2 separate regions of the Mus musculus genome follow, and region 2 is linked to region 1. A link is a loop called in an ENCODE intact Hi-C map of the cell type or tissue named here. Cell type or tissue: left cerebral cortex. All regions are shown on one strand. Each heading gives the region's core, and the rest is flanking DNA. Links, peaks and the distances in the headings are about the cores only. Region 1 has its middle 170 kb from the start of Gm25143. Region 2 overlaps Mettl25 (methyltransferase like 25).

What was found. Peaks named below come from ENCODE experiments on the same cell type or tissue, not always from the same donor. Only the 100,000 strongest peaks of a DNase experiment are listed, where the experiment ranks them.
Region 2: a loop joins it to region 1, with 8 times the contacts of the local background. A loop is called at or near these places in 4 of 42 quality-filtered maps.

What each region holds. Positions count from the first base shown.
Region 1 is chr10:103,778,582-103,795,337 of GRCm38, reverse strand. No RefSeq gene overlaps it. Among named protein-coding and RNA genes, the nearest start is that of Gm25143, 170 kb to the left of the region's middle. In left cerebral cortex, for the core only: a CTCF peak has its summit at 10,240 (motif pointing left); a DNase peak (open chromatin) is centred at 10,248.
Region 2 is chr10:105,767,305-105,784,060 of GRCm38, reverse strand. Mettl25 (methyltransferase like 25) reads left to right here. Exons shown (of 12, transcript NM_207522.2): 9 at 4,380-4,473. Among named protein-coding and RNA genes, the nearest start is that of Mettl25, 66 kb to the left of the region's middle. In left cerebral cortex, for the core only: a CTCF peak has its summit at 9,488 (motif pointing right); a DNase peak (open chromatin) is centred at 9,473.

The DNA of each region.
Region 1 (16,756 bases), core at 5,555-13,554:
GATTCTCGATCTTACAGCACAAGCCATAGCTACTCTATTCAGGAATTTTTCCCCTGTACCCATATCTTCGAGGCTTTTCCCTACTTTCTCCTCTATAAGTTTCAATTTCTCTGGTTTTATGTGGAGTTCCTTAATCTACTTAGATTTGACCTTAGTACAAGGAAATAGGAATGGATGAATTCACTTTCTTCTACTTGATAACCACCAGTTGTGCCAGCACCATTTGTTGAAAATGCTGTCTTTTTTCCACTGGATGGTTTTTGCTCCTTTGTCGAAGATCAAGTGACCATAGGTGTGTGGGTTCATTTCTGGGTCTTCTATTCCATTGGTCTACTTGTCTGTCACTATACCAGTACCATGCAGTTTTTATCACAATTGCTCTGTAGTACAGCTTTAGGTCAGGCATGGTGATTCCACCAGAGGTTCTTTTATCCTTGAGAAGAGTTTTAGCTATCCTAGGTTTTTTGTTATTCTAGATGAATTTGCAGATTGCCCTTTCTAATTCGTTGAAGAATTGAGTTGGAATTTTGATGGGGATTGCATTGAATCTGTAGATTGCTTTTGGCAAGATAGCTATTTTTACTATATTGATCCTGCCAATCCATGAGCATGGGAGATCTTTCCATCTTCTGAGATCTTCTTTAACTTTTTTCTTCAGAGACTTGAAGTTTTTATCATACAGATCTTTCACTTCCTTAGTTAGAGTCATGTCAATGTATTTTATAATATTTGTGACTATTTAGAAGGGTGTTGTTTCCCTAATTTCTCTCGCAGCCTGTTTATCCTTTGTCTACAGAAAGACCATTGACTTGTTTGAGTAAAATAACTGTTTTAATCGTAAATGCTTATATTCTGTCGCTTCAATTTTTATCAGTTTTCCCTAGTAAATAAGATGGAACATAGTTTTCCTATTTTCTTATGTAAAATTGATTTGATAATTCATTTAGTATATCAGGGAATTGTGAGGTAGAGAAAAGATCAAGAGTAAAACTGATATAAAGATTCTATTATGTAAGTAGCTCATGAATTAGTTATATTAGAAGGCTTCATCACCTTATGGTTTAAAATTTTATGTTATATATCATAATACAAATATTCAGTAGATACGAATTGTTTCTTATATTTATTTTAAATTATGAAATGTGAAATAACTTGTTGAAAACATCAGTAAAATGGTTTTATGTGACTCACAATGACCAAAATCTTAAATTCATATGTAAGAATCAACCTATAACACAACCAAGTCATAAATAAGATTGCTCCTTGATAATTTGGGAGAAATTAATGAAAAGATTTCTTCAATCTGTAAACTCTCCATTTAATGTGATTGAAAAAAAATGCTTATTTATTTTGCTGAAAGTAAAACTTAAAAGTTATTTGAGGTTAAATGAATGTATTTATTTAAGCGAAGGTTATTTCTTGTTTACCAAAATGTAGCTAAAGGATAAATACATGTACACATCTCTTTTATGTCTAAGTATGGTGCTATTTTATAATTTAGTAACACTGTGCATTGATAATCGAAAGCAATTAGCAGAGGGTTTTCAATAATCCACTTAGCTGGAAAATAATAGACAGTTAGAGGCATAAGATCGTAAAAGAGAAAGAAAAGGTAATTAGTTGTTTTGAATGTAGATTTTCACTAAAGTAATTAATTTACATTTATTACCATAAATTTCAACTATCAACTGAAACATATAATTAAATTCAATTGCTATGATGAATAATTTGAAAAATTATTAAGTAAATATACTATAGAATTAATATTACGACAAAATATGTTTTAATGTAAAAATAAAACATTTTAAACACTGCTAGATAAACCTGTCAAATATGAAAGTAATTTACAAACAAAAGGCAAAGACATAGAATAGTATTGTTAATACCTATTTAAGTTAAATGTCATAAATTATAATAGGTAGTATATCAATGTTATATTTTGTAAAATTAGAAATAATTACAAGTCAGAGATGATAAATAGGTTTAGTCTTCATAGAAATTTTCTTATTTTAGAAAAACAAATTTTTATCTCCCTACTTATATTTAACCTCCCTTAGACAAATATAAATACTTAACTGTGAAAGTGAGAAACATTTCACATTCCATTCTCCTATCTATCTATCTATCTATCTATCTATCTACCTACCTATCTATCTGACCCGTCCAGCAGGTTCAGTTATTCGAGGGTCTCCAGGGGACCTTCTCCTAAGAACCAAATGGGGCATAGAGAGACGAGGGTCCTGTGCGAATAACTACATGGAAATGTTCTGAATTGCATCAAGACCCCAATGTATTAGCCAGGCCCAAGGTTTAAATGCACAAGCAAAAGGGGAAGTACTTCTCAGCAGGAGGAATGGGGCAAGGGAAATGCACCTCAGCAGGAGGGATGGGGCAGCAGAAATTTTTCTTTTGGCAACTACACCAGAAAGCAGGAACTTGGCGGTATCAGGGTACATCTTGTGGTCAGGACATCCAGTGCTGACTTAGGGCTGGAACAATCTATGGTTGTTTTTGGAGCAGTGCGTCAGTGGCCCGCTTTTGACACCCTTTTCTTCTCAGGGTTGTTGGGGAGAGGCCCAATTCAGAGATCAGGACAATTGTGTTGTCTTAATAGCTCCCAACATCTATCTGTATATGTATATGAGAGAGAGAGAGAGAGAGAGAGAGAGAGAATGTAAAACTGATAACCTAGATACACCAGTAGTTCAAGTATCAAAAGCAGATAATCTACTGTCCATTTCAAGTCGTTATTTCATCCACCCAGACTCAGAGAAATATCATCAGACCACCTCCACCCTCAGAATGGGAACAGTGAGTAATTACAGAGATGCAAACTCATGTTCATAGATACCCAGCTTGATTAATCCAACAAAAAAAGAAAGAAAGTGTTCTATCTAATAATTCTAGCAAAGTGCTCAGAGCTGATTATTTTGGTATTTTATTGTGTGTGTTTATCCAGAAGTAATATAGACTGCTTATCACACTGTTTGAAAGGACAAGGACAATAATTCCCAACCAGAAAAACAGGTAAAACCCAAAATCTGGTTTTACATATTGATAAATGAATCCTGTTGGCATGTACAAGAAATAAAAATGCCTGGATGTTACTATGCATCTAATAATCATATACTACCTAATTATGTGTTTACGTTATCAAATGTATCTATTTGAATACAGTGTAATTACCCTGTTGTAGTTTCTGTTATGTCAAGGCTATCTTCTCTTTTTTACTCTGAAAGGGTTATCATTCAAATCATAGATCTACAAAGTCAATAAGAACCAGGAAAATACCTTTTTTCTTTTCTTTTTTTTTTTTTTTTTTGAAAGAAAAATATGTGCAAGTTTGGTGAGATGATTCAGTGGGCAAAATCACTTGCTGTCAGAGTTGGAGAGCTGAGATATACTTCTGGTCTCATATGGTGAAATGAGAGAACTGACCTTAGAAATGTGTCATTCAACTTCTGTATGAACCTACACACACACACACACACACACACACACACACACACACACACATACACACATCTATGGAAACCAATGTAAAATATAAGCTTAGTCATTTAAAGTGATAGTTAAAATTGTCTAGTAGTTATATTGTATTTTACTATATTTATTTTACTATATAAAAATGTATGTATCTTTATCGTACTTGTCTACATAATTATAATGCAAGGCAACTTTCTTTAGCATTATGTGCTCTATTATAAAATATGAGGACATGAAAATTTAAGAATTATTAGATTTTTTTGTTTAAACTGAAATTTAAATTTGTATAATCTGTAATGTAGTAACTCTTAAAGTTCAGAATATAAACCAGATAAAAATGTTGTCACTGATTAAAGAACCTATTTTGTTGAGATTTTGTGTTATTTTGAACCTCAGACTGATCCTTTGTTTTCAATGTTTAGATTAGTTGAAGAACCAGCTACACCATTCCTGGGTATATATCCAAAAGATGCCCCACCATACATACCAAAAGGATACCAGCTCCACTATGTTCTTACCTGCTACATCCACTCCACTAGTGACTCACATTACAGGTTTAGAAACCTGGGAACAGTCCTGAGGTAAGAGTTTCAAGGAAACTTAGTGTCCTGGAACCTTGGCATTCCCACAGCTAGAATACCCCAGAATTGTCCCTGCAATATTGTGGAGGGTCTTGCATGCTTTCTTACAGTATTTTTCTGGATAAGAGTTAGAAATCTCAGGGCAAGCTTAACAAAGTATACTTAGAATCTTCATTACAGCCAGGTATAGAAGACTAAGTTGCATAATAGAAGCAAGTTGATGAATTCTTCTGACAAATGGAGATTCCCTACAGATACTTAAAAGAACAGCCAAGTTACACTTATATGCAAGAACTTACCAAGGCCTAGGAAATAAGGGGGCTGAGTATTTCATTATTCATGAGAAGTTCTGCTAGAGCAGAACCTCCTGGTGCTAGCTTTCACAAGGCTCAAAGGAGTAGCACAAATTGTGACTAGGGTGTGAAATCCTTACCTGTCATTAGCTGACCCTAGGCAGGGCTGTTTTATCTTATTGTAAACATCACCTGGTTCTTGTAAGTCCTTTTGAAGTCATTCCTCTGTTTTGTGTCAGATAACTTCAATGTACTTTGCCTGCTCTGACATACTACCACTTTGTTTTCTGTATTATATAAGACTGGTGTTCACTTTATGACAAGACATTCAGATCCATCACACTCTCTCTTGTCCAAGTCTGTTTGTCACCCCTACTCTATGCCCATCTGTTCGAGGCCCTGATTCCCACGGATTGAGGGGGTGTGACTGGGCCCAGTCCATGGCACTTACCAGCCTTATTTGTAATGGGCAGAAGTTGGAAGGAATGCAGATGTCCCACAAGGAAAGAATGGATACAGAAAATGTGGTTCATTTACACAATGGAATGTTATTCAGCTATTAAAAATAAGTACATCATGAGCTTAGTAGGCAAATTGATGGAATTAGAAAATATCCTGAATGAGGTGAACTGACTCATACAGACATTCATGGTATGTACTCACTAACAAGTGAATATTAGACAAAAAGTACAGAATACCTGGGATACAATCCACAGAACTTGAAAAGTTAACAAGCAGAAAGGCTTCGATACAACTTCGAAGGGGGAAGAAAATAATTATGGGAGACTAAGGGAGGGAGAGACCTGAGTGGGAGGGGGGAGGGAGGAAGGGAAAGGCAGAACAAAATCAGGTGTGGGGGACAGGACAGGAAAGAAGCCGAGAGAGAGAGCCTACAGAATGAATGGAAATATGCAAGAGTAGGAAGTGCGGGTACCATCTAGAAAAGTACCGGAGACCTGGGAGGTGAGAGACTCAGGATTCAATGGGAGTGACTTTTGATGAAATTCCCAACAGTGGTGAGAGGGAATTTGAAGATTCCATCCCCACTAGATAGACAAGGCCTCAATTGGAGGGATGGGGTTAACAACCCACAGTGAAAATTTCTGACACAGAATTGTTCTGGTCCAAAAGTACAGGAAAAAAAATGGAGAAGAGACTGAGGGAAAAGAGGTCCAGTGACCAGCCCAACTTGTGATCCATCTTGGGGGGGGGGGGGTGGCACCAAGACCTGACATTATTACTTATGCTATGATGTGCTTACAGAGAGGAGCCTAGCATGTCTGTCCTCTGAGAGACACTACCAGTAGCTGGATGAGACAGGAGCAGATACTTACACTCAATCATTGGACTACAGTTAGGGACCCCAATGGTTGAACTAGGGGAAAGATGAAAGAAGATGTAGAGTGTGGCATCCCAATAGAAAGACCAGCAGTCTCAACTAACCAGGATCCCTAGGAGCTCCCAGATACTGAGCCACCAACCAGGCAGCATACATGGGCTGGTCCGAGGCCCCTGGTATATATATATATATACCAGGACTGCTTGGTCTAGCCTCAGAGGGAGAAGACACACCTAATCCTTGAGACACTTAAAGCCCCAGGGAGAGGTGTGACCTGGTGGGGGGAGCATACTCTTGGAGACAGGAGGGGAGGAGGAATGAGATGAGGAACATTGGGAGGGGGAACAGGAGGGGGACAATGGCTGGGTTGTAAATAATAATATTGTTAATTATTATTATTATTATTATTATTATCATTATCATCCACCAGTGTGGGTGTGTAAGAATCATATACTAACTGTATAGGTTACTTTGTCCAGTTCTTTTTTAAAACTATGTGTTCATGCACACAAGGTAACTTCCTACTTCTTTCTATATTGTTACTTATGTGTGCAAAGGATAGATTTTATCTAAACGTGATGATTTTTTAGTGATCCAGAATTAGAACACTTCCAACTTCAGGACAAAATTTAAATATAGCATTTTCACTTAAAAAAAAAAAAACAAAAAAAACAAAAAACAAAAAACAAAAAACAAAAAAATAAAACTTGGACTCATAGGTGTGAACCACTGTATAAAATTTTTGTAACTTAAAAAGAAACCTCCTTAGTTGAAGGAAAAACTGGGAAAAAATGAAAAATATCAACTGCTGTTTTTCAAAGCATCAAAAAAAAAAAAAACCAAACAAAAGCAAAAAAAAACAAACAAACAAACAAAAAACAACCAACAGAATTTTGTTGATACAGAATGACCCATTCCCTAGATGTTTAATAAACACATAGACACTTTTCCTCATATACTGTTCTAAATTCCTTAGGTAAATATTCGTCTTTCATTTTCATGATACCTCATTCTCAATTAACTTCACTTTTCAGGTAAGGAAATTAGTCCATAGGGAGACTAATTGACACTAATGATGCCCATAGCACCAGTAAACTGCAGAGCCCACATTCCAGCTCAGACAGATTGGCTCCAGTGTACAAACTCTAAAACACCACCGTACACCTTTTGTGATGATTATGACTATTAAACTAACAGTATCACTAGAAAGAAAAAATACTTAAGTTTATATATGTAATCCAACCAGAACATACTTTTATTTATTTAATTTATATCTTATTATTTTTTAAATCTTATTTCCCTTTTTTATTAGATATTTTCTTTATTTACATTTCAAATGTTATCTCCTTTCCTAGTTTCCCCTCTGTAAATCTCCTATCCCCTCCCCCCTTCCCAGACTCCCCAACCCACCCACTCCCATTCTTGGCTCAGGCAGTCCCCTATACTGGAGCATAGAACTTTCACAGGACCAAGGGCCTCTCCTCCCATTAATGACCCACTAGGCCATCCTCTGCTACATATGCAGCTAGAACCATGAGTCCCACCATGTGTTTTCTTTGATTGGTTGTTTAGTCCCAGGGAGCTCTGGGGTTGCTGGTTAGTTCATATGTTGTTCTTCCTAGGGATTGGGTACTTTCTCTAGCTCCTTCATTGTGCTCCCTCTAATGGATGACTGTGAACATCCACTTCTGTATTAGTCAGGCACTGGCAAATCCTCTCAGGAGACAGTTATATCAGGCTCCTGTCAGCAATCTCTTGTTGGCATCTGCAATAGTGTCTGGGTTTGGTGGTTGTTTATGGGATGGATCCCCTATATGGGGCAGTTTCTAGATGGTCAGTCCTTCAGTCTATGCTCTGAACTTTGTCTCTGTCACTCCTTCCGTGGGTATTTTGTTTCCCCTTCTAAGAAGGATCAAAGTGTCCACACTTTAGTCTTCCTTCTTCTTGACTTTCATGTGTTTTGCAAATTGTATCTTGGGTATTCGAAGTTTCTGGGCTAATATCCCCCTATCGGTGAGTGCATATCATGTGTGTTCTTTTGTGATTGGGTTACCTCACTTAGGATGTTATCATCTAGATCCATCCATTGTCTAAGAATTTCATGAATTCATTGTTTTAAAAGAACCTCAAAGGTATGGACACAGAGGAAAAATTCCTGAACAGAACAGCAATGGCTTGTGCTATAATATCAAGAATCGACAAATGGAACCTCATAAAATTGCAAAGCTTCTCTGAGGCAAAGGACACTGTCAATAAGACAAAACGTCAACCAACAAATTTGGAAAAGATCTTTGCCAGTCTTAGGGGGCTAATATCCAAATAAAGAATTCAAGAAGTTGAATGCCAGAAAAACATATAACCCTATAAAAAAAAATGGGGTAAAGAGCTAAACAAAGAATTCTCAACTGAAGAATGTCGAATGGCTGAGAAGCACCTAAAAAATGTTCAACATCCTTAATTATCAGGGAAATGCAAATCAAAACAAACCTGAGTTTCCACCTCACACCAGTCAGAATGGCTAAGATCAAAAACTCAGGTGACAGCAGATGCTACCAAGATGTGGAGAAAGAGGAACACTCCTCCATTGCTGGTGGGATTTCAAGTTGGTACAACCACTCTGGAAATCAGTTTGGTGGTTCCTCAGAAAATTGGACATAATTCTACTGGAAGATCCAGCAATACCACTCCTGGGCATATACACAAAAAATGCTCCAACTTGTAATAAGGATACATGCTCCACTATGTTCATATCAGCCTTTATACTATCAAGAAGCTGGAAAGAACCCAGATGTCCCTCAACATAAGAATGGATGCAGAAAATGTGGTATATTTATACAATGGAATACTACTAAGCCATTATTTTTTATTATTAATTTTTTACAGTCCTCTCATTACTTCCACCCCCACTTCTACCCCTACCCCCACTTCCACCAAGCCCTCCCACTCCCTAGGGCCTCAAGTCCACACCTTGGCCTTCCTTCTTCTTGAGCTTCATATGGTCTGTCAGTTGCATTGTTGGTATTCCAAGCTTTTTTCCTAATATCCACTATCAGTGAGTACATACCATGTGTGTTCTTTTGTGACTGAGGTAACCCAGTAACAAAGGGACATCATACTGTTATGATGCACACATTTTCAAAACTCAGAGTTGCAACTTCTGCACCGATATGTCAAACCTGCTGTTTTATTCCATATTGCATTGACAAACCATTTCTCAAACTGTAGACTACTTTAGGCAATCTTTATAACTTATATTTGTTTTTAATATCTTCTTCTATTGACTGCAGCTAGAGTGCATGTGGTTCTCAGCTGCAGATATGGCGAGGCTCTAGTGAATGGACTGCATTAAAGACAGTACGTAAGGAAGCTTCATTCTGAAGTGCAGAATGGTATGCGTGAGCATTTTTCTAGGTTCAGAAGTCTGTGTTGTTTACTAGCAGTTACCTATTCAGCTATGTGTACCCAGAGACCATGCCAGGAGTTTCAGGACAAACTCTTAGAGTATTGTTATCCAACTAAGACAAATTATTTTACTCACAGTTTTCAAAAACAAGAAAGAAATCAGAATGAAACATCAAAATGATAAATTCTGTAATTAAATCTTTCATTTCAGTTATTGCTCTATAATTGTGACATTTTTATGCTTGCTTGCTTTTATGTCTCTCTGTTCTGTTCCTTTGACTCTTTACTCTGTACATCAACAAGAAGATGAGAATTAGATTAATGGCTCCGAAATCTAGACACAATATGAATACTTTTCAATTCACAGGTGGCAAAATCCCTGTTCTCATATCTTATTAGTAGATAATAAAGAAGGCCAAAAGGTAAACGGAGAAAATCAGCTGCTTATAAATGAATCTAAAAATGCTTAGAGAAAGGAATTCAAGAAATAGTGTAGAGTATTTTGAAATATTTGAGAAAAGTATAAATTAAAATTGTCATCGGATAATTGAAATACCACTGTGGTTTTGAGCACATTTATAAACCGTAAAATGACAATGCAAATATATTCATTGTGAGTGTTAATGTCCTGAACAACAACAACAACAACAACAACAATAATAGCTGGTTATTTTTCAGACCTTGCGATGGTAGGCTATTGTGTTTTCAATGAAATTATACTAGATTGATGCAATTATATCAAGATAGTTTAAAAGTTAACATTAAAGATCAGTAGGAGACATTATTAAGTTGATTTTGAGAGGTATAACTTTAGGAAAATTCATAGGAAATTTTCAACAAGATTTTATCTAATATAACAAGACATTCATATTCACCAAAATGTACCTTAAATTAAAAGTTGACACGATTGCCATTGTACACTTGATCCTAGACCTAAACCAATATATATAATGAAAATGTAATTTAAAATGGATAGCTTCATGCTATTTTTTAAAAAATTAATATCTATAGTGTAGTATTAACTATATTTTTTTCTGTGTCTTTTTTAAAGATTTCAAAGTGAAAAGAATGATTCCTCAGAAGTTATCTAAGGTATCATTCTGAGTGCATGCCATGTTAGCATATCTTAGTGCCCTCTAGTGTGCAGATAATGGCAATAGCATTCTGTGTTCTAAATTATGAAGATGTTTTAAAATGCAAGATTTTTTAAAAATGTCAACTTTGAACCAATATCAAGTGAATAAAAGAATTTTAAGTTGGAAAGAAAAATTAGAGCCAGATGTCAGTTCAAATGAAATAGAAAATCTGGTAAAGAGAAATTCCTCCTCTTTCCGATTAAATGACCTTGCCTTCATTTGTCTAAATGTCAAGCAGGGTATACTATTTACATACACCCATCTCCTTGTTTCAGAAATTCAGACAAACTAACATTTTGTTGCTACTGGAATTCCCATGATTCCTCCAGGTTGAAGTTTAATTTCATATACTTATCACTAGAGTTTCTCTGTATCAGCTTCTCTCCTCCAACACATTGATACATTTGATCTGTAGTAGAATAGGAGCCTAAAGCCATCTGTCATTCTTAAAGAGATAATTTCTAAAATATGGATGAGATAGTAAAAGCAAGTACTAAAAATAATTTTCAAAAGACAATCTATGGAGATTAAATACACAGGATTCAATCCCACCCACCAAAAAAGTTGAAATGAGGTTTGCAACATCATTAGAGAGGGATTTTAAATTTATCTTTAAATCCAGTGATAGGACCAAAAATGGCATTGAAATCAACTATTCTTATCTAGTAATGGTCAATAGTAATCAAGAGATGCACATCATGCAGTTAAGGAATACTGCATTTCTGCAGTGAATCTATGGCTCTTAATAAGAATGTGTTTAATGTGAGATCAGGGGGCAGATCTTCTGGCTGATAAGCTATAGAAACCTCTCAGTGCTGACTGTATCACTATCTCTACCAGTTATCCGCTGAAAAGTGACTGTGAATTGAATTGAATGATTCCACACTAGTTTGTGGTTTTTGATATCATAAACAGTTCACTAAAGATCAGGAACAATTTTTAAATTTCCAAGGGCATCCCAAACTGCAGAAATAATATTTTACTTGGCAATGCTTATTCTTGGTGTGTATAGACAAGGTTGTCTGTTAAATTCATACAGAATTATTTTGCCTTTGTGTTTTGGCAAGTCTCCTTTGTGTTTCCTCTAGGTAACCATCTAATCTTGGATATGTGGATTATGAGAGACCACATCCATAAATACTTTGAGCATAATAATACAGAGTGATCCATATTGGTTTAGCATTTACTAGAACAAGGTATCTCATTGCATATCTTTGCTGTTTTGATACATTTTACTTTTTAACAAATTGAAAAGAACAGCTTCATTTATCCATAAGAGTAAACAAAAAGATGAGAATAAAATTATCCAAGATAGGCACCAAGTAGTAGATTTGTAAGAGTGTTTTTTTTTTTTTTCTTGCATAGCCATTTTACTCCTGGTGCCAACAGAAAGTTTACAGGCTTTCAAGTTTTTTGAAGAAAGCAACTAGAGGTTAAATAAATTAACCACCTTGACAATATTTGTGCAGCTTTCAATTTATAAGACTGGGGCCAACTTCCAAGTTTGTTCTACTAGTGGTGATGGAGGGAAGTTATCACCAGAACATGACAGAAGTTCTCACTTTCATCTCCGAGAAGAGTACACCTTTTCTTCTCTTCATTTACCCAAACTCACACTGTGAGCAATTCCTGACATGAATGAGGGTAGACACTATATGGAAACGTTCACTTGGTTGCTAACTAGAGCTTATACCAGACTAGGGGCTTATAGACTTGGGAATGATTCACATGCCAAAGTATGACATGATGTTACAACATTCTTCACTTTAAAGGGGATTACAGGTTCATAAGGAAATGCCCATCTTAAAGAAGAGTCAGACTAATGTAAACACTGGAGAATCAAAAATGAATAATGAGAAAGAAGGGGAAACTATGAAAGTTTATTTCACAAACACATAATAAATGTTGTGAATCACTATCTAAACACTTTCCATACTCCTGGTCTAACCAGTACCCCTACAGATTACTTTCATGTTGTAGAAAGAAGCATGATGTCATCTCTAGTCACCCATAGGAAGTGAGTGTAGTATGTTTGAACCAACGTCTCTCCTATGTCATTTTTCTCTATTTTGCCTCAAAAAACCCAACCAAACAAACAAAACAAAAAAAACAACACAGTATTTGCCTTTTAATTGTCTACCACTTTTGAACCTCAAGGTTCACAGTGGATCACATCTCTTTAATTTTTTACACTCTTCGGACTTACTTCTCCTAATTCTATTGCTTAGGTTGCATGACATTTTCCCAACATAATATTTTGATCAATTATTTGAGAATTTCACAAAATGCACCCTGATCACACCCGCCTCCCATTCCTCCCAGTTCCACACTCCCACCTTTGTACCTTCTTCCCCTGAAAGAAAAAAAGAAAAATAAGATAAAGGAAAGAAAATGGAAAAAGACTACCAAGTCCTCTTTGTGTTGCTCATATATTCACTGGAACTTGGTCAGCGTCCCAGTGTCCAGGTCCCTAAAGACAACAGACTGAATCTTTCCTCAGCCCCTGCTAGAGGCCATCAACTGTGAAGAGCTACACGTTAGCATCTTTATCACAATTTTTAAGGACTCTCTTCAATAGCTGTATGTCTGAACCATTTTGTTTTCTTTTCTTTGGCAAGGGGATTTGTCACAGAAAGACTTAAACGTCTCTCATTCTCTCTGTTAATGCGTCTGCATGCCTTCATACTCCCACTAAAGAGGCTTCCTTGGCCATAGCAGCCATTTATGTGGTAGGCATCAACATAATTTTTAGTGGCTGCTGATATCATCAACATCAATATGTTATCTGGCAGCAACTGAGCTGTTAGATATCAACATGGTTTCTGGTGGCATCAGGACTCACAGACATCAACATGTCCTCCAGCAAGTATCATGGAAGTCTTTCAAGGAGAATCAAACCTGAAAATGAGCCATTCTTAATCTTGGATACTCTGACCTTGCTCAGAGTCAGGCTGACCATGCTCTGCTCCCACCAGCAAGGTAAAGAGTGCAAGCAGGTACAGCAGCTGCAGCTCCATTCAAGAGCCTGGCCTGTGGGCCAAGCAGAGACATTGACTTGGGTGACACTGGGGCAAGGGCAGGGCACTGGTCCCATTTGCCACCCATTTTCAGAATCGGTAGTGTAACTTTTTATATGGTTGCTTCATAACCACACTGTGAATTCAGGAAAAAATTATTGTGTTATCTATGTACATAACATTCTACTGCCTATATTTACATTAAATGAATGGATTACCGTCAGTTTGCATACCTTACATATATAATGGGTCATAATTACAATTTCAATCTAGATGGAAATTCTTATTAATTTACGTATGACCTTAGCAGGGTCAAAAATGATGCACTTGAAGCATTTTGTTAAGAATTCAATCTAGTCACAGAAATAAACAACTTGAAATGCAAATTTAAGTATATACATTTTGTCCATACTCTATACAATTACTAAATAATGCCTAAATTATTTCATCTTTTTTCAAAAAGCAAATATTGTATCTTTTATGAACTTATTAATTCTTTCAAAATAACAATCATTTTATTAATTTGTACTTTCCTAGGCTGTCAAAATATAAACATCCAGCCCATATACAAATATATAACCTAAAATATCTAGATAAAAGAATTTCAAATGTTAAGACATTAGCATTCCATTCATGAGGAGTGTCTTAAGTCAGGGTTTCTATTCCTGCAGAAACATCATGGCCAAGAAGCAGTTGGGGAGGAAAGGGTTTATTCAGCTTACACTTCCACATTGCTGTTCATCACCAAGGAAGTCAGGACTGGAACTCAAGCAGGTCAAGAAGCAGGAGCTGATGCAGAGGCCATGGAGGGATGTTATTTACTGGCTTTTTTCCCTGGCTTGCTCAGCCTTTCTTATAGAACCCAGGACTACCAGCTGAGGGATGGCACCACCCACAATGGGCCCTTGCACCCTTGATCACTGACTGAGAAAATGCCTTACAGCTGCATCTCATGGAGGCATTTCCTCAAGAGAGGCTCCTTTCTCTGTGATAGCTCCAGCTTGTGTCGAGTTGACACATAAAACAAGACAGTTTGGAGTAAAATTTTCTGATCAAATAGCTTTATATAATTCACATTAAATCTTATAAATGTTCTACATTTTATACAATTGAATATGTATGGGGTAAATATATATACATGTGCATGCAATGGGTCGTTAGACTGAAACTAAAGATACACTGGGCAGTTTGGTAGGTACCTTTTCAATACCTACATATTTAAACAGTTTGTCAAGAAACAGAGTTCAGAAGATATTCTTGGCTTTGAATCCCTCAAAATATTCTTAGCATCTATGTCTGTCAAAACAGGATCTATGCCTAAATTGCTCCCACCTAATTTATTCTTCCTGAAACTCATTTTGCAAAAATTTATTCAATATCTATTTATATTTATAAACAATTAGCCATAAACTGCAATAAAGTGATTGCCCTCTTCTGCACATTAAACATACTGCCAGTGTTTCATTTTTAGTTATTCAGGAATAAATCATGCTTGCTTTTTATCTTCAGATGTGGACTGAAAAATATTTTTGAGATTCAGAGGCAAAAAGAAAATATTCTGACTTTTACTGACAGTGAATGATACATTGATTATGTCCTAATAATATGTATTGGTGCTCAATGGGCTAGCTGCATGGAAGAGGTATCAAATGATGAAGTAAGTACTGTCAGGATTTAAGAAGACAAGGATTTATTTTACTGTGTTACAAGAACTCTCCTCACAGAAGCAGCTCAGTAATTGCACAGCTGTCAGAAGGGTCTGCTCCTCTCATGACTGCATAATTTTACTCTATGGATTTTTTCCTTTCAGCTTACAGCCTTGCTGCATGAGGAGAAACAGTGTGCCTATATATTCTGCACAAAAAAATGAGCGTCACTATGCAGAAATGAATTTTTCATTTTATATATTGCCCCTTCCACCCCACCCAAGGAATGATTGCTCTCCATGAAATTTTATATCGATGTATATAGCAATTAGATTTAAAAGAAACTGTTTTCTTTCCGTTGAAGCACATATATAAAAAAATCAAATAATGAAAATACTTAATAATTAATAATACCTTGTCCAAATCGCAATGTGTACAACTGTTTTAAACTGTTTTTATAGACTTTATGTCATCTTCTTCTCTCCATCTCTCTTCCTCTCTTTCCCTAAACCTCATACTTTCTTCAACTTTTCATGTTAAAGAAGAAATGACGTTAACCTGTGACATCAAACTATACCATATTCCTACTTCATTTAATAGTTGGGGTTTTTTGTTGGTAATGTTTTTTGTTTTGTTTTGTTTTGTTTTGTTTTGTTTTGTTTTGTTTTTGGCTATTTTCTTAATGAATTTCTAACACTCACTCTCCTCAGACACTCACTGGTGTCTCTGTAGTATGTGTATTTTTCTGTTAGTACAAATTACCATAAATTATGATTTTTCTTATGTAAAAACTATTTATGGCATGATATTATATCATGAATCTCATTATTATTATTATTCTCACATATAAAATATTTTAAATAGATTTATATAAATAACAAATGAAATGTAATGTACAAGGTGTTTGAGGATTTGTATTGGCAAGTCTCCATTAAGTATTCATTCATACATGTTTGTTAAATCTTTATTGTGTGTCACTGTCATAGGTCATATGTATATAGCTCTAAAAATCAGAGTTCAATACCTTCTAGGGATTATAAAAAAGAGCAATTATTAAATTGTATAGTTTTTAAATAAACAAAAGGAGAGTAAATTAAAATCATAGTTGGGCACAGGAATGTTTTGTTTTTAAGCAGGGATATGATAAAAGGATTTGTTTTTGTTTTTTGTTTTTGTTTTGGTTTTTTGGTTTTTTTTTTTTGGTGTGTGTGTGTTTTAATAAGGACAAAATGAATTAGACAACACTGAGACAATGCACACGAATTAAAATTTGAAATGTTTACATCTTGAGATGAAATCAAGGGAATAGGTTTAAGATAGGGAAACTGTGTGAAATACCCAAACAACATATGCGACAAGTGGAGAGTATGGAATCAGCAGATAAGATTATAGTAAAAAAAAAAAAATGGGGAGATGGAAAGTGATGGGCAGCAGGTGGGACCCTACAATAGCAATGAAGGGGAAAGTCATGTAGGATCTGGTGGAACATTATGAGTGCTTGGCCTTCCAGTGCGAGTGAATCAGCTGTTGACTGCTTTGAAATAAAGAATGACATGCTCGCTCTAGCATTTTAATAGCTGAATTCTTTTCTTTTCAATTTTGTATTAGATATTTTCTTCATTTACATTTCAAGTTCTATCCCGAAAATCCCCTATACCCTCCTCCCCCTCTGCGCCCTGCTCCCCTACCTACCCACTCCCAATTCTTGGCCCTAGCGTTCCCCTCTACTGGGGCATATAAAGTTTGCAGGACCAAGGGGCCTCTCTTCCCAATGATGGCCGACTAGGCAATCTTCTGCTACATATGCAGCTAGAGACATGAGCTGCACTCACTGAGAAGTGGCTATTAGCCCAGAA
Region 2 (16,756 bases), core at 5,108-13,107, 2.0 Mb before region 1:
GAACAGTGTTTATAGTTAAAAGAAAGCATGCTCAAAAGCTGTGCAAGCGCCAGTGTTGCCGAGGAGACAGTGTCATCACAGTGTTGGAACACTCAGTGGGGCCAGGCCAGCCTGCTTCACTCAGGGCAGGGCTCCGGCTTACTCCTTACGATTCAGGGTTCATGGGACACTCGTGAAGAATTTAAACAGCGAGAGTGACCCAACCAGTCACCTTTCTAGTTCTACTTGGCTTATAGTTTCTTCCTGTTATTGCTAAAGACAATAATACAAAGATTTCAAATGTCTTATGTAACAAATTATTGTATAGTGTTCTAGAGTAGTCTTAACAATAGCTGAGCTATAAAGGAAATGAAAATTGAAAATATTTCTTTTACTTTTAAGCAGTCTAAATTAATAAATTCAGGAATCAAAGCACTCCACTTATACTTACATTCTGATGTTAGCCTGTAATGCATCTAATTCTGGTAACTTTGATGTTACTTAACCAGCTTCTAGATGAGAGAGAGAGAGAGAGATCTGGTAGGTTGGTCTCATGACAGTGGAAGATCATGTATCCACGACTACGTGGGAAGCAGGAACTGGACTTACTGGGTAAAACAAAGGACACAAGGTGGGTGGGTAGGTCGTAGGTCAGTGGGGAAGAGCGGTGGATCTGGGAAGAATTGGGGGGATGATGAATAGGCTGAAAACATGGGAAATTCTCAGAGAGGAAAAGTTAAAATTTTATATTTATATGCAGAAGATTACTTAACAGACACAAATAGATATTGAATATAAAAATGTTAATAAAATATTTACACTGAAGGCTAAAAAAAAATTCCAGGAGCTTAGAGGATGGCTCATTGGGTAAAACGCTTCCTGCTCAAGCCTTAGGGCCCAAGTTGGGAATCTCATCTATCCACATAAAACCACACCTATAATAAAAACCATTGCAAGCCTAAAGCACAGTGGCAAAGCAAGAGAGCCGTCAGCCTCGGCAGCCAGCCTGTCTAGATAAAGTGCTGGGTTCCAGGCCAGTGAGAAACCCTGTCTGAAGAAGTGAAATGGAGAGGAAAAGAGTCACACACAGACTAACCCAGAAATATGAGTTCAGGAGTGGTTTTGCTTTGAGTAGAGTAAGAGAAAAGGCTCACTGGGTAGAGGTGCTTGCTCCAACCCTGATGACCTGAGTTCAGCCCCTGGGCCCCACACAGTAGAATAGGTGTGCAGGCTTGCAGACTGTGTGCTGTCCTCCACAGTAGGCACCGTCGCATACCCATGCTCACATGCACAAAGTAAATGTAATTTTAAAATAAAAGGATACTATGCATAGAGACAGTTAATATGTCTTCTTCTAAGAACTGTACATGTGTTAGCCATGGTAATCCTAATGTTCTCTAATAAGGAAGTACTACTGCTGCTAGTTGATGGCAGAACTAGCGTCACAGAAAGCTACAATCTTGTCTATGTACTTTCTCTGTGGAGGAACTCCATAAGGTGACAGTGAACACTGTACAGTAGAGGCCTTTCACCAAGGGAAGACTTAATGGCTTTTCCCTTTGGGTGCAGGGAAGATACCCTGGAGGCATTCTTAAGATGAAAAGCAGGAAGTGACATTAGATGGCATCTTTTGTGACTAGCTAAGCAGTTCGGTTCAGTATTCTATGATGTTTCAGCTGTACCTGTCTACTCTATCAATATCTGTTGGGGATAAGATGGGTAACTATTTGTCGAAACTAAGAATGACATATAGCCCTGTAAAGCATTTGTTTTGGCTTCCTCAGGCTGTACCTATTCAATCGCCTTCGTACTCAAGACAGTGGTAGAATAACAGATTGAATGAGAAGATACTAAGGAATAGAAATTCAGAATAAGCAGATTGATAGCCACTTTGTGAAAAAGGCTTGGTGCACGTGGGCTTTTCCGTGTGAGTTACTAAGACAGCCCAGGAGGGCGGGATCTGCTTCTCTGTTCAGAAGTGATTACCTGCACACATAAAACAAACGCAAGTGTGGTAGACATTCCAAACCAGTCACCAAGCACTACGAGGAGAAGACCAGAGTCGACAACGTGTGAGAAGGTGGGGAAGCATTGCTGTAAATGGGGGTCCTGGTTGTATAATTGATGGAATAGTTAGTCACAACTTTGGGGGTAGAGAAGAGACAAAACACTTCTAAAAGACAAAAAAAAAAATCTTCTAAAAGAATGTAAACAGAAATGAACTAAGGTCTCAAGGATGCGTATGGAGCACTGGTGGTGATGGAGGCAGGAGGCTCCAACTGGAGCGGGAAGTGGGAGAGGACAGGCTGTGGGGAGGGCTAGCTAAGAGGACAGAATTTGGAACACACCTTATAGAAACCTATTGTAGAAGCTTCCAAAGGTATGTACATGTGCATACACATACGGGAAAGAAGTTTAAGCCCTGTTACCCTGTAATGGCACCGGCCCCCTCCTAGATACCACAGGCCCTTAAATAAAAATCCCAGTGCTACGTTGGGTTACCTCTCTCTGAGTTGTTAGCCAATGAGGTAGCATAACCCACCTCCAAAAAGTTACAAGCTACTGCCATTTATTTTGATTACCTTCCAGACGGTGACAGAAAAGTCCTATGTTTTAAAAGACGTCAAATACTTAAGTTGTCGGATATGGAGGAATCAAGTATCTACTCACCTGGAAGCTCTCTTCTCACAGGCTGTTTTCATGGTTCTGGAACATTCCATGAATACTAATGTGGCAGAAAAATCATCAAAAGTCTTACTCAGTTGTGAACATTGAAAACTATGATAAGAGGTGGCATGCAGATATGCCACTGGCGTGGCACAGATGGCATAGAACTAACCAGCAACATTCCAGCTGGATTTAAAGCCCACCCCACAAGATGGAGTTCATGCCTAATACTGTCAACTGGGCCAAAATCCCATAACTGGCGAGGTCACGGACCCTAGGGAACAGCCCAATACTATTATTCTACTAAGTGGACATAGCAGTGCACTGCCCCACCCCATGCTCTTATCTTCATACCCATAGTTTAGTCTTTATATCCATACATATCTCGGCTAGAGAAGCTGACTTTTGCAGTAGATGGTGATTAATATGGAGATCCACAACTAATTAACCTGCAGAGAGTAAGAGACTATGGGTGCTTTCGATTTATATGAGGCATCTGTACCCTGCCTCTTCACCTTAAAGCCAGGGGTAGTGGCCTTCTGTAGTAAAGCCGTATTTGCCAGGCATGACAGCATCATTGGACATACAAAGTTGTGACTCAATGCTTAATATATCAAAACAGCCAAATTAGACACATGAGTGGGGAATGGGATCATGGACTCTCACCTCTATCTCAAGAGATATTAGCAGTTGACAGAGACTGGGAGACAGCCAGACAGTTTTTATAAGACCCCGGAGAGGCTACTCATGCTTCAATAGATGATGCACAACCCATGCATGTACATGCAACACTTACTGGGCTTTATGGTTTACTAAGCACAGCACTTGGAGGAGAGAAGGAAAGGTGATGGAGGATTAGGGGGGGGGGGGAGCTAAGAAGAAATAGGGGTGAATTTGACCAAAGTATGTGCATGGATCTGTGTATAAAATTCTCAAACAGTAATTTACAAAATCATCCAGGGGATACTTGGAATTATGATTATTTGACATGGTAAGTAGAATTGAGGTTGCTGTCTTGACGTGTGACTGAAGAAATCTAAGCTACATTGCTAAGGTAGAAGGGTAGAATATAATGTCTAATCATGGGTTTAATCTCTCACCAGTAAATGAGGCTTTATTTACCACTTTTGATAGCATGTAGGTACTGATGTTCTTTATGCCTCTGATTTTTACACTTTACATTATGCTTAAGTTGTAGCCAAAATTGAGAGATGTAATAGTCCATCTTAGCATTATTTAAATTGAAAACTATTTCATGACACTTTGTTTAAATTGCACTGAAAATCTTTAAGGCATAAATGATAGTCAGACCCCAATTGGCTGTTAGTGCTTGGTAGCTCCCTCACTAGCTGAAATATTGCCCCTGTTAGAGCATGTTGCCATAAAATGTGTAATGTAATGTCAAGCCAATAAAGGGAAAATGTGTTTTGAGCACAGTGGAAACTTGAGGACCTTGTTAAACTGAGATTTTTTAATAGTATAAGTTTGAAACATCTCTTACATAGTATTGTGCAGAATATTATCTTCTACTGCTGCATGGTCCAGGAACTCCCCAAAGCAGATCCTGATATAATGTCACTTACAAATATCACAAAAGTATTACTTCATTTTTATCACATCTGGATCTTGTGCCATATAGATGGAAGATATTTTAAAATACTCCATGTTGAAATTTAAAACTATCTATACTTGAAAGTGGAAAAACTAAAAAGATGTTTGCTTTTGTTTTGCAGTGAACAGCACGTTGGTAAAATTTATTCCAAATGTTCCTCTTTTCTGGAGTATGTCAGAATGTCTCTAAAGAAGCTTGGATTAGATGAGTCCAAGGTCAGTCAATGATTACGCTTTATTTTCACATAGTACAGGAATTGCTGGTAGAGTCACGGGTTGAGGCAGGATACAGTGGTTGGCTTTCTGCTCATCCTCCTCCTGTGAAGTCTCAATTGTATTGAAATTAAGCTTCTGTTACTTTTTTGCAACTCATTTTCCCTGTCAAATATATGGAAAGTTTATTATTGTGTACCAAAGAGACTTTTTTAGATTATTTAGTTAAAAGAATAACTTCACTAAATAATATAGGGTTGAAAGTCAGAACATTGTCAATGTAAAATTAGAATTAAATAAAGAAATGAATAATTTTAAAGTTATTTATTTGCAGTTTTATGGCTAACTATAAATTTCATTATTGAATTCAGAGAGCCTGTTAAGTGTGCTCTTTCTGTTAAGTTGTAACATCACAGTGGATCTCATCTAACATTGTTGATAATATTGTTGAAAGTAAATAGTAAGCTAGATGACTCTAAGGGAAAACTCAATGTAATACCAGTTATACATGAACTAAAAAGTCAAATTGAGCTGGTAAATGGTTAAGAAAGAGCTGAAAAATATAGAAATAAGTAAATGACAAGATAGATGTAGAATTCCCCCAGTATTTATATACAGTTGTTAGCTGCATGACAGTACTTACTATTCATCTCTATTTGTGTATAATTAATTAAGACCTAATTGATAAAACTCTCGTAACTAGTTTTATTTAATAAAATGAAGCCTCTTTTACTTTTGAATGAATGATTGCACAGGACACTATGGCTTACTCAAAGTGAAAACTACTATACTTTTCCAAAAACAACACACACACTAGAATTCAGGACTATGTTTATTCTTTCTTCTGTTTTTGTCTTCTCAAGTTTATCAATAGTAATATTAATAAATAATAGTAACCACAGTAAAAGTTCTTTCATACATCTCTTAATGTGGAATTATTAGAATATTTAACTTTTACTTAGCACTTTGTGAGAGATGCTCTGCTAAGGAGATCACATTGCCTCATTTCCTCCTCACAAATACATTTACAATAGATAACTGAAATCATAGGGTAAACCATGGGTTTCCCCAAAGTGGAGAGATACAGGAGGCTGTACACATAGGAGCAAACTTTGACGTATACACGAACCACAGTTAGGAAATCTGGCAGAGTCTCAGAGGCTCAGGATGAACAGTTCTAAGAATGAAAGGCTGGAGATAGCAAGACAATTACAAGTGGTCCCCACGCTGTTGAGATGTTTGCCTCTGAATATAACCCAGTTCTGATGAACATTGGAGAAAAGGCCCCTCACTGTTGAGGCAAGGGCAGAGAAAGGTCATTTTTGTTAAGCGAATTGTTCTTACCAAGATCCACTTCTAAAAAGACAGCATTTAATTAGAACACAGCTACTGGAGTTTCATGTATACCTAACTGAAGAGGGCAAGGAAAGTAGCCAACATTAGTCAGTTCTATCAATCTGTCCCATACTACAGGACTTGAAAATACGGAGAAGTGCTGGGAAATTTCATAGTCCAGAAACACATTCAGTGACAGATCCAAGCATAAGATTACAAAATACGTTTTACCACCACACTACTAATGGCATGTCCATGAAAGTGTTTTTTATACAGTACGTCAATTTTATAACAGAAATTTACAATGCACACTAAAGTAAAAAAAAAAATTTGAAGAGATGGAAGTCATCACAGTCACATGAGATGTGACAAGAACACTAGAATTATAATCTGCAATTGCAAATGGAGTAATGTGCTAAAAGTTGGGATTAATAAACGACATCAGACAAAAGCAGATGGGCAGTGCAAGTAGAGAGATTTTGGAAACAGTTAAAATGTTTTTAAAATAGAAATACTTAAAAAGATTATATCCAGGCAGGAAGATTATGGAAGGCCAGAGGTGGCAGATGCCTCTAAGGAAACAAAGCAGGACCAATGCACATCTAAAGTCTCGAAGACTGCGATAGCCTGAGCAAGACCTGCACAGCTCCAGCCTAGCACAGTGAAGTAGACACGGCGTCCCACCTCTAAGCCAGAGGCCTTGTGCAGTTGATATCTGCAGGGAAGGGGAAATCTCTCCAGTGGGTGTCAACCGTGTTCTGCAACGGGCAACATGCTTTGGAGCAGTTGGCTATCACAAATCAAGACTCCATGGTTTTTTGGGTTTGGAGAACTTTTTTTGTGGTGTGTGTGTGCATGTGTGTGTGTGGTAGGGGATGGTGTCTGTGGCTGTTTGTGTGTGTGTGTCTGTGGGTGTGTTCATGTGTGTATGCACATATCTGTGTGCATGTGCCCGTGTATAGGGTGTTTTATTGGGGTTGGTGGCCTCTTTGTTTCACTTTGATGATTTTTTTAATCTTACTTGTGTTTGTTTTGATGTTCACTGTTTCTGGTTTTGGAGAGTAAAGGAAAGCGAGAACATGAGGTGTTAGGTAGGAGCAGAGTGGGTGGATCTGGAAGGAGTTAAAGGAAGTGAAAAAGAACAATCAAAATGTATTGCCTGTGCAAAAAGGAAAGATTTCTGAATAAATGACTGAATGGATGAATAAAAACGGAGTATAAGCAGACAGAAGAAATTGTGACTTACTAGGATTCTGAACACAGCAGAGGAAATGACCTCAGGGTTGAGAATATGCAAGCAGTGAACTCAGTCAGACTGTAAAACAGAAAATAAAACCATGGATTCCAAGCACTGGACAAGCTAAAGTTTTATCAGAATGAAAAACATAAAAGGAACAGAAGAAATACTTGAATTGCTAATGATGGAAATGTCTTCCGTTGGCTAGTTACCAAACCACAGATCCAGAAATCAGAGACCACCACCAACACCAAGCAAGACAAGTTACCAAAAAAAAATGCATCAAGACACATAGCTTTAATCAACAGAAAATCACAGCTACATTCTGTTCGATGTGAAAAGCAACATTTTCTCAATAAGATGAGAAGCAAGATTTTTTTTCCTCCATACTTTTCGACATCATACTGTACCTACCGGCTCTCTCGGTCAGAGAAGAAAGGGGGTGAATGGTGTTTGATTGAGAAGAAAGAAGACTGTTCTTGTTCAAGATGGCGTGATAATGTTCATGGAAAAAATCCAAAGAAACAACAAGCAATTAAAATAATAAAATTAAATAAGGTAGGATATAGATTATATAGAGAAAATCATTTCCTCTACACCAACAATGAACAAGTTTGACGTAAATTAAGATACATCAGTATTTATGTGAGCATCCTCTCTTAAAGTGAAAGATACAGTTTTTCTAATAGAATTCAAAGGAAATGCCTCTCAAGTACAAAACTAGAAATAAGTTAAGTGTACAGAGAGTCTGTGTTCATGGGTAGGAAAATTCCCTGTTCTCAAGTGTCAGTGCGCCCCAACTTGAGACAATGTTTCAGTACATCTCAGTCAGTATTTCAAAAAGGTTTTCTGTAGACGTAGAAACTGTTTCTAAGTCTTTTGTAGAAAAGAATCAAAAAGAGCTAACAATACTAACTGAAAAGAAAGCTTACAAATTGTTACTAGGTAGCTTTAAGATTTAGTGTAAAGACAAGTAGATATTTGTAGAGTAATAGATAAATGGGTCCAGGAACAGAACTGAGAGCCCAGAAGTAGACCCATCCAAATGCAGCCAAGTGGACTTTAGTAAGGAGACAAAGACAATGGAGTAGAGCGAAAAACCTCTTCACCACATGCTGTTCAGACAACAGGGCAGACACAGTAGATAGATGACTCTAGAAACAAACTTTACATCTTTCCCAAACTCGAAATGAGTCACATATAGAAATGTAAAATATAGGTCTATAGGTCTATAACACTTACAGAAGAAGCAAAATCATAATTCATGAAGTTACCTAAACCTCTGAAACGCATACTTCTGAGACTGGATCCCAATATAAAGTACAGTCCTGGGCAGCAGTGGTGTACAGTCTCTCTATAGCCAATGCAGTGTTCTTGTGACACTGATGGGGCGTCTGCTTGTGTGCTGTCAGGGCACATTACAGGTGCTCTGAACTTTCCTAAAAGAAATAGCTTAAGAAAAAATTACTCATGGTAGCTGCTTCAATTATTCAAAATACATCTAGGAGGAGTCTCAGGAAAAGGCAAGTATCACTGACTAAAAAGACTGTAGTAAATGATTTCTTGCTTTTACTTAACTAATAGAGATGTTAATAATGGCCTATTGGTTTTCTCGTATAATCACAGGGCCCATTTTATTTTGTTTTGTGTTTTAAATAGAAGTGATTTAAAGGAAAACAAAAGTATGACCTGGAGTACACTGAGAACGAGGAAAACCAGCAAACATCTTAGGGTCTGAAACAATGGGGTATAGGAACGGAAGCAAACCTATAAGAATGGATTTGGGGGTGGGTTACTGTCTTGATTTTAAGCAAAAGAGATTTTTAAAAATAGTGCTTTCTAGGTCTTTGTTTGGAACAGGAAAAGTGATAAAACCAAAATTACATTTCTGATATAAAATACAAATATTTCATTTTGCGTGCATACTATGAAATAGGAGTATTAATTAAAAATTTCACCACAACCAATAGATATTTGTATGTAGCATTATTTCAAGAAATCCTAAATGCTATATAGAATTTTAATTTTTAAATATACCAAAAGACTTAAAAGAGCTTTGACTAGATCCATAATTGTTTTATTAATGACCTTTCTGTGTAATTCCATGGGTGGCAAATGTACTGCTGTGCACTTAACAGTGTAGGTAAGCGAATTACTTACTACACCCGTTTAAATTGGAGTCACAAGAAATTATACTAAACATGAAAGGAAACCGAAAATTCCGAGACATCTCCTTTCAAAGGACACCGAGGCTAAATGTGCTGGATTTACACTGGCTCTCACAAAGCATGAAGAGTTTCTCCACGAGTCTGCAGTCAGTTGTGAAAGCCAAGTGGACTTAGCTCTCAGGGCCTTCTTCAACCTCTGCACCACCGGCCTGTGGATCTGAATTTGTAGTGAGAAGCAGCTCCGTGTACTCCCAGCACCTCTGGCCTCTGGCCACTAGATGTCAGCAGGAGAACGATTCTAAACAACCTGGCATTTGCCAGAATTGCCCCTGTTGAGAGTCACTAATTTTGAGCTTTTTTTTTTTCCTTTTATGATTCTCTCAGCAGCAACCTAACAGTCACGTTATGTTTCTATGTTTTAAACTGCAGTTTACCATCACCAAGTTTGGGAAAGGAAAGTCAGGCACACTGCAGACTGTTGAACATGGTTATCTTTGAAGACTTTTTATTCAAAATGATTCCTTCTTAGCTCCTTCATCTTGAATAGTTGTAATAACCTTGGAGTGATGTTTATTGGCCCTTTTCATAAAGTATGCACTATTTTTAAAGCACATTTACCATTCTCCAAGCAAGTTAATTCTAAATATGTACCTCTGAAACAGTCAACTGTGACACAATATCAAGTACCTGTGGCAGGTTTACAGGATTCTCTTCTTGTTGGAGGCTGAATAGTATTTCAGTGTGTGTGTGTGTGTGTGTGTGTGTGTGTGTGTGTGTGTGACATGCACACAAATACCAGGGTAGTTTTTTTAATCCATTAATCTGTCAGTGAAAGAGTAGATGGTTATTACATCTTGGCTCTCATGAATAATGCTCCAATGGATACTGCAGCATAGATATTCTTCCAAGGTGGTGATTTCATTTCCTTTGGATATGTGCCCAGAAGGAATATGGAGTCTCAAAGCTTAATAATTAAAACCCAAATATGAAAGAAGAGAAGGAGGAGCAATCCCCCGTAGCTTACCTTTCATTTTTAAAACAAATCAAAACATCTATTTTACTTCCCCTAAGATTCACATTCCCAAGAAATACCTGTCTACATAATTGTATGATTTCTAAAAGTCATATGTATGTTAATTCAATCCTCTCTTGTTTCTACAAAGAAATACAGTGTCAATAATCTTTTGAGAAACAGTATGGTAAGTTTCTTACACCATGGTCACATGAGCCTCTTTGCCACTGGCTTTATCTGTCCATGCTTGCTTGAGAGGATTTATGAAATTAACCCTTTGATGATAGTGGTGTTCTTGCGTCAGTCAGAGGCAGAGTAGATGGCAGTCCTTTGTTCATCCTAGCTTGATGCCTGGCTTGGTGGACAAAGCTATCTTATGCCTACAACTCATAAAAATCAAATCAAAGCTGGTCAGCGATGCACTGGAGGACCAAGACAGACAGGAAGTCATCTGAACAGCACAAAAGAGCTGACCCTGGTTTGGGGGGGGGGGCTGGGGGGGCGCAGGTGAACCAGCCTCAAGGGCTAGAATTGGCCCTGCCACTCTTCAGTCATGAGGGCTGTGGGTACAGGTGTGATGCCTCAGCTTCCTTGACTCTTCCCAAACATGGCAGTCCAGGGGTTGGCCCCAGGCCACGTGAGTGAGAGAGCAGGTCCTGCACCTCCTGGACAGCGCAATAAAGCTAATCCTGGTGTAGGAAGCAAAGGTGAGCCTGCCCTGATAGGGGTGGGCAAGCTGGCCCTGCCACTCGTCTGGTTTGAGGTGACGGGTGGAGAGGGGCCGGGGGGCTCTACCCTTCTACGCTCTCAGCACCTGCAGTATCCAGGAGCGCTGACCCTGGGATCATGAGAGAGCAGGCCCTGCACCTCACCTGGGCAGTGAAGCTGGCCCTGATGGGAAAGGCACTGTGAGAGTCTGCAGAGGTGAGAGCAGGAGAGCTGGCCCAGCCCTTCCCACACTGCATGCACCCCTTGAGAAAACGGGCCTCTGAACTTTCACAGTGCAACGGTGGAGCTGGCGCTGGAGGTGTGGGTGACACTGCGCTGCCCTGGGGGCATGAGAAGAGGAGAGCTGCCCCTGCCTCCTGCTGATGGCAGCTTTGGGTTGCCTAGCTGGAGCGGTTCAGGAGAGCAGGTAGTGGGGAGTGGTTGGCCCAAGCCCAGATCCAGGTCTCTGAATTGTCAGACCCCACATTCTGTATCACATGCAAATGCAAGTGTATATGCATCTGGGATGCTTGCTTGCAAAGGCCTGCCCTGTTGTTCCAGAGCTGCAGGATCTCCATGACACGGGGCAACAGCAGGATAACAGGAAGGAGTTCTGATGTGGATCCAATATTGATGGTGTCACAGAAATCACAGATATTGAACCAGACCAATGAACATTTGCAAGTGAAGATGTGTGGACAGAGGGATATACTGTGGGACACACTGTGACATACTACAGCTTTATTTGTTGTTGTTATGTGTGTGTCTGTGTGTGTGTGTCTGTGTTTGTGTCTTTGTGTGTGTGTGTGTGTGTGCGTGCGTGTCTGTGTTTATGTGTGTGTCTGTGTCTGTGTCTGTGTTTGTGTATGTATATTATTTGGAGGAGAAGATGCAAGAGCAAATGGTGGATATGAGGGGACACAGAGATGAGTGTACCTGGAATGCATGATATGAAACTCACAAAGAATCAAAAACTTTTTAAAAATTAACCTTACCTCTAGAGCCGCCTCTTTTAATGCTTTTTGTTTCTTTTTCTTTATTTTGATAATATATACAAAGAATGGTTTAATTTTTTTATTAGAATATATTTGTTGTACAAGCTGATTTTAATAATAGCATTTTTTGCTCAAGGTTATTCACTCCCTGCCTGTTTAGACTCCTCCTTCTCAAATACCACCCCGCCTAATTTGCATGTTGCATCCATGCTATGTGTATGGTGTCCGTATATATGTTTGTCTGTCTATGTGTGTCTGTTAACTAGGTTTCATATCTTAGGAAAAAGTACATGACATTTGTCTTTATGTGTCTGGCTTGTTCTTTATGTATTGATGAACACTTAACCTTGTTCTAAAAGTTGGTTATTGTGAATTATGCTCCAATAATCATGGTAGAACTCATTTCTCTTTAGTAGAATAATTTACATCCCCAGGAGTGGCATAGGTGGATCATATGGTGGTTCTGTTTTTAGTTACAGACACTATATTTAGAACTGTACTGTTTTCAGAATATATTTGCCATATCGTATTTTTTATTATATAAGGTACAGTCCTTCTCCTAACCTCTTTGGTCTGTGTAATATCCTGTACCTATTGGTTTGTATATGTTGAATCAATGCTGGCTTCCCTCAAATGAAACAAACTTGACTATATTGTATGATTTTTATAATGTATTGTTGAGCTGAGTTTGTAGGTATTCATTAGAAGTTTTTACATCTATTTGTAGTTCCATTTTCATTTAATTCTAAGAACTTTTTACTTTTCTCCTTGATTTCTTCAGTAACTGCCCCGCCCACCCCGTCATTTAGGAACATGTTTCTTGGTTTCCATGTGTTTGCAGAGTTTCTGTAGTTTCTCTTACTACTTATTACTATTTTTATTCCATTATTCCTAATAACATATGCAAATCAATTTGATTCCTCTGTATTTTAATGACTTGACATAAGGCCCTAATTGTAGTTTCTTTTAGAGACACTTTCAGGAGCTTCAGAGTGTATGCTGTGTACTCTGTAGCCGTTGGGAACAAAACCTTTTAGATGTCTTCTATGTCCGTTTGATCTATGACAGGTTAAGTCTCAATTTTCTTTGTTGAATTTCTATATGAATTATTTTCTGTTGCTGAAACTGGGGTATTGAGGTCACCTGTTTATGTCATTATGTAGGCCTGGCTGTTCTTTATGCCCCATGGTTGGTTTTCTCAACGTAAGTGCCCCAACAGTTGGTGAGCATGTATTTAAATTGTTGATTCTTCTTGATAGACTGTATTCCTTACAATATGTAGTAACTTAGTGACCTTTTTACCTCTTTAGACTATATTTGTCTTTTGTTTTCGTTGTGAGATATTGTGCCTGCTTCCTATTACTGCTCACTTGATGCACACTACTATCCTTTGTTTTTCTGTGTGATTCTTTATTGTTGAGTTGTCTTTTAAAACAAATGCCTGGATCTTATGGGTTGATCCAGTCAACTAGTCTAAATGTCTTAATTTGAGCATTGAGAGCATTAACCTCTATCTACATTATCATTAAGATGTCTGCTGACTATGGTTACTACATTTCTAGTTGGTTGTGATACTGTTTTAGTTTGGTTTGTTTTTCTTTCTCCCTTCTTTACCTTAGACATGTATTGATTACTGAATTAGAAATGTTTGATTCTATTTGAGATTTCATTAATTAAAAAGATTTATCTGTGTGTGTGTGTGTGTGTGTGTGTGTGTGTGTGTGTGTGTGTGTGTGTTTATATGCACATTTATATATGAGACCAGTAGAGGCCAGAAGAAAGTGTTGGGTCTTCTGCATCTATATCATAGGCACTTGACTTGCCCACCATGGGTGCTGTGAGCTGAAATCTAGTCCTTTGCACGAACAGCAAGTGCTCTTAATGACAAAACCATCTTCTGCCCCATAGTCTCATTTCTTAGTCTGTTCCTCATGAGATGTATTCTTTCGTGTGCTCCTGTGTTGTGACTTTCTTTCTCTTGTGTGTGGAATTTCTTTTAAGTAACTCCTGTAATGCTTGCTTAGTGGGGGTGAATTGATTTTACTTGTGCTTATCTTGGAAAGTATTTTCCAGCAATTTTAAGCTATATTTGCTAGATAAAATATAATTTATCTTGACAGTTACTTGCTTTCATGACCTGAAATATATCATTCCATGTGTTTCTGGTTTTTAAGCGTGCTTAAGTTTTGTTATTACTGTGTGTGTGTGTACATATGGGAGAGTACATACCTTGGTGCACTGCACATGTGGAAACCAGAGAACAGCTGTGTAGAGTCGGCTCTCTCCCTCCATATTTATGTGGGTTCTGGGGACTAAACTCAGGACAGCAGCTGGCACCTTTACCAACAGAGCCGCTTCCCTTCCTTTTTAAGCTTTCTGTTAAGAGGTACAGTGTTGTTCTGCTGTGCTTGACATAGGAAGTAATGAGTTTTTCTCTTGCTACTTACTTAGAATCTAGCTTTAACATGTTAAAAATGATATGTCTCAGAGATTCTTTTTTGGCCAGGTCTATTTGGAGTTCTAAATTGCTCTTGGACTTATCCATCCCTATCGTTCCCTACGTTGGGAATTGTGTTATAACTGCATTACACGAGGAGGTTTTCTATTTACCGTAGTTCTTGAGCCAGTTCTCTGCTAGCCAGTGGCATCTCAGCAGCTTTCATCTCACCCTCCTGTGATAGGAGGTAAGGCAGTTACTAAGTCACCTGCTCAGGTGAGTGGGGGAAAAAAAGCTGAACGATTATGCAACTCTCATGAACTCATCCAGAGCTCCCTCTAAGTGTCATGGCCACCTTTGCTACACTGCAGACCCTCATACTGATCTTTCTAAGAACAGAATAAGTAGATAAAAAGAGAGAAATCGCTCTTGAAAAGTAATTTATATAGATAGTTGTATTAGTCCCTTTGCTAGTGCTGTGATAGAACACCATGCCAAGACAGACTATAGGAGGAAGTGTTGATTTGGCTTATGGTTCCAGATTCTGTCATGACACAAAATCAGGGTAGGTGACAGGCATGGGGCAGGAAAAATTGAGAGCTCGTTGTTTTGAACTTCAAGAAGAAATGCAGAGATCACACTGGGACTGGTGTGTGACTTCGAAATCCCAAAGCCAAATCCTGTGCCAATGACATACTTCCTCCAGCAAGGCTGTAATACTAAACCTACCAAACAGTTCCACCAAGTGAGCACCAAGTGTTCAAACATCTGAGTCTATGGAGGACATTTTCACTAAAACCGCCACAGTCTTCTATACACAAACACAGGCATCGTGACTGTGGACTAGCTAGGTGGGGCAGTACATGATCACGTTCTTCTGAAGAGTAGACTCTGGGAATGGGACGGAAAGGAACTCCCCAATTTAAAAAAAAAAATCCTTGCAGACATTGTCTGAGGCAGAGAGTCAAGGTCAGCATCAACAGTGACACGAGAGGTGGCTAGTGTGGCCCCTCGCTCTGAGGCATGGGCATGGCACTGTACTCCAGTGTCCTCCCTGCCCTCGTTGTTTTGTGAAGGAAAAATATCTAAACCATACCAGAAGAATATTCTGTAATATATGATCAATATTTCTCAAAACTTGTTAAGGCTATCAAAAACAAGAATAAGAAAGTGTCAAAGCTAATACAGCTAAATGTTATACATCATCCTTTGTTTGATTCCAAAACTGAAAACGTAGTAAAATGTATGTAAAAGCCAAGGAAATCTGAATATTGTATGGGCTTCAGTTAATAATGAATCCACAATAATTCTTAAAATAAATATACCACTGTATATGATGGAGAGGTGGGAGGTGGGGAAACTCCAGGAGGAGGTGAGATAGGGGAAATATATGATCAGAATACAGTTTTTCAAAAATAAAATACATATATGGAAATGATGTATATAACATTATCAAAACTCCACTAAAACATGATTTGTGTGTGTGGGGTGTGTGTGTGTGTGTGTGTGTGTGTGTGTGTGTGTGTGTGTGTGCGTGCTGTGTGTGTGTGTGTGTGTGTGTGTGTGTGTGTAAATGTCCCCTCATGCTGACCTCTTAGCATGAAGACTGGTAACTCAGCGTGTAGCTGCACTTGCTGCTCTTGCAGAAGATCGATCAGGATTCGATTCTCAGTACTCACATAGGGTGGCTTTAGGTGTACAGGATCTGTCACCTTCTGCTCTCTGTGGATAGCTACATACACACAGTACACACACACACACACACACACACACACACACACACACACTCAGGCAAACGCGCATGCACATAAAATAAAAATCAATCAATATTTAGACAGCATGAAGAAACATTTATGAATTCTGCTCATGCAAATATTGTACTGAAGTATTTTATCATGTCAAATATTAGTGATTATAAAATAGTTGACGTGATTTTCATTTTATAGGGGACATAAGTATACTTCGTTTTTGCTTTCATTTTCTGGAGGCTTTGAAGTATTTTATTTTAAATATCTAATAAAGGCAGAAAACGGTCTGAAAAGCTATTACCTTGGCACATGAATTTCATTTTTCTGGATGCAAACACAAGTGGATAAAACAACCCAAACCTCCAAGGCCACAAACTTGCTCACCAATTTCTATGCAAGACTCCAAAATGCTTCTGTATTTACTCTTTCTGAATTCTCATTTGACTACCTCTCTTCAGGTCTGTATTTTCCACTTTACATATATATGTATGTATGTGTATATATATGTGTGTATGTGTGTGTATATGTGTGTGTATATATATATATATATACACACACACACTCATATATACATATATATGTATATAGCTGCATATTACTGTATATGTGTGTATATGTATGTGTGTGTATATATATATATATATGG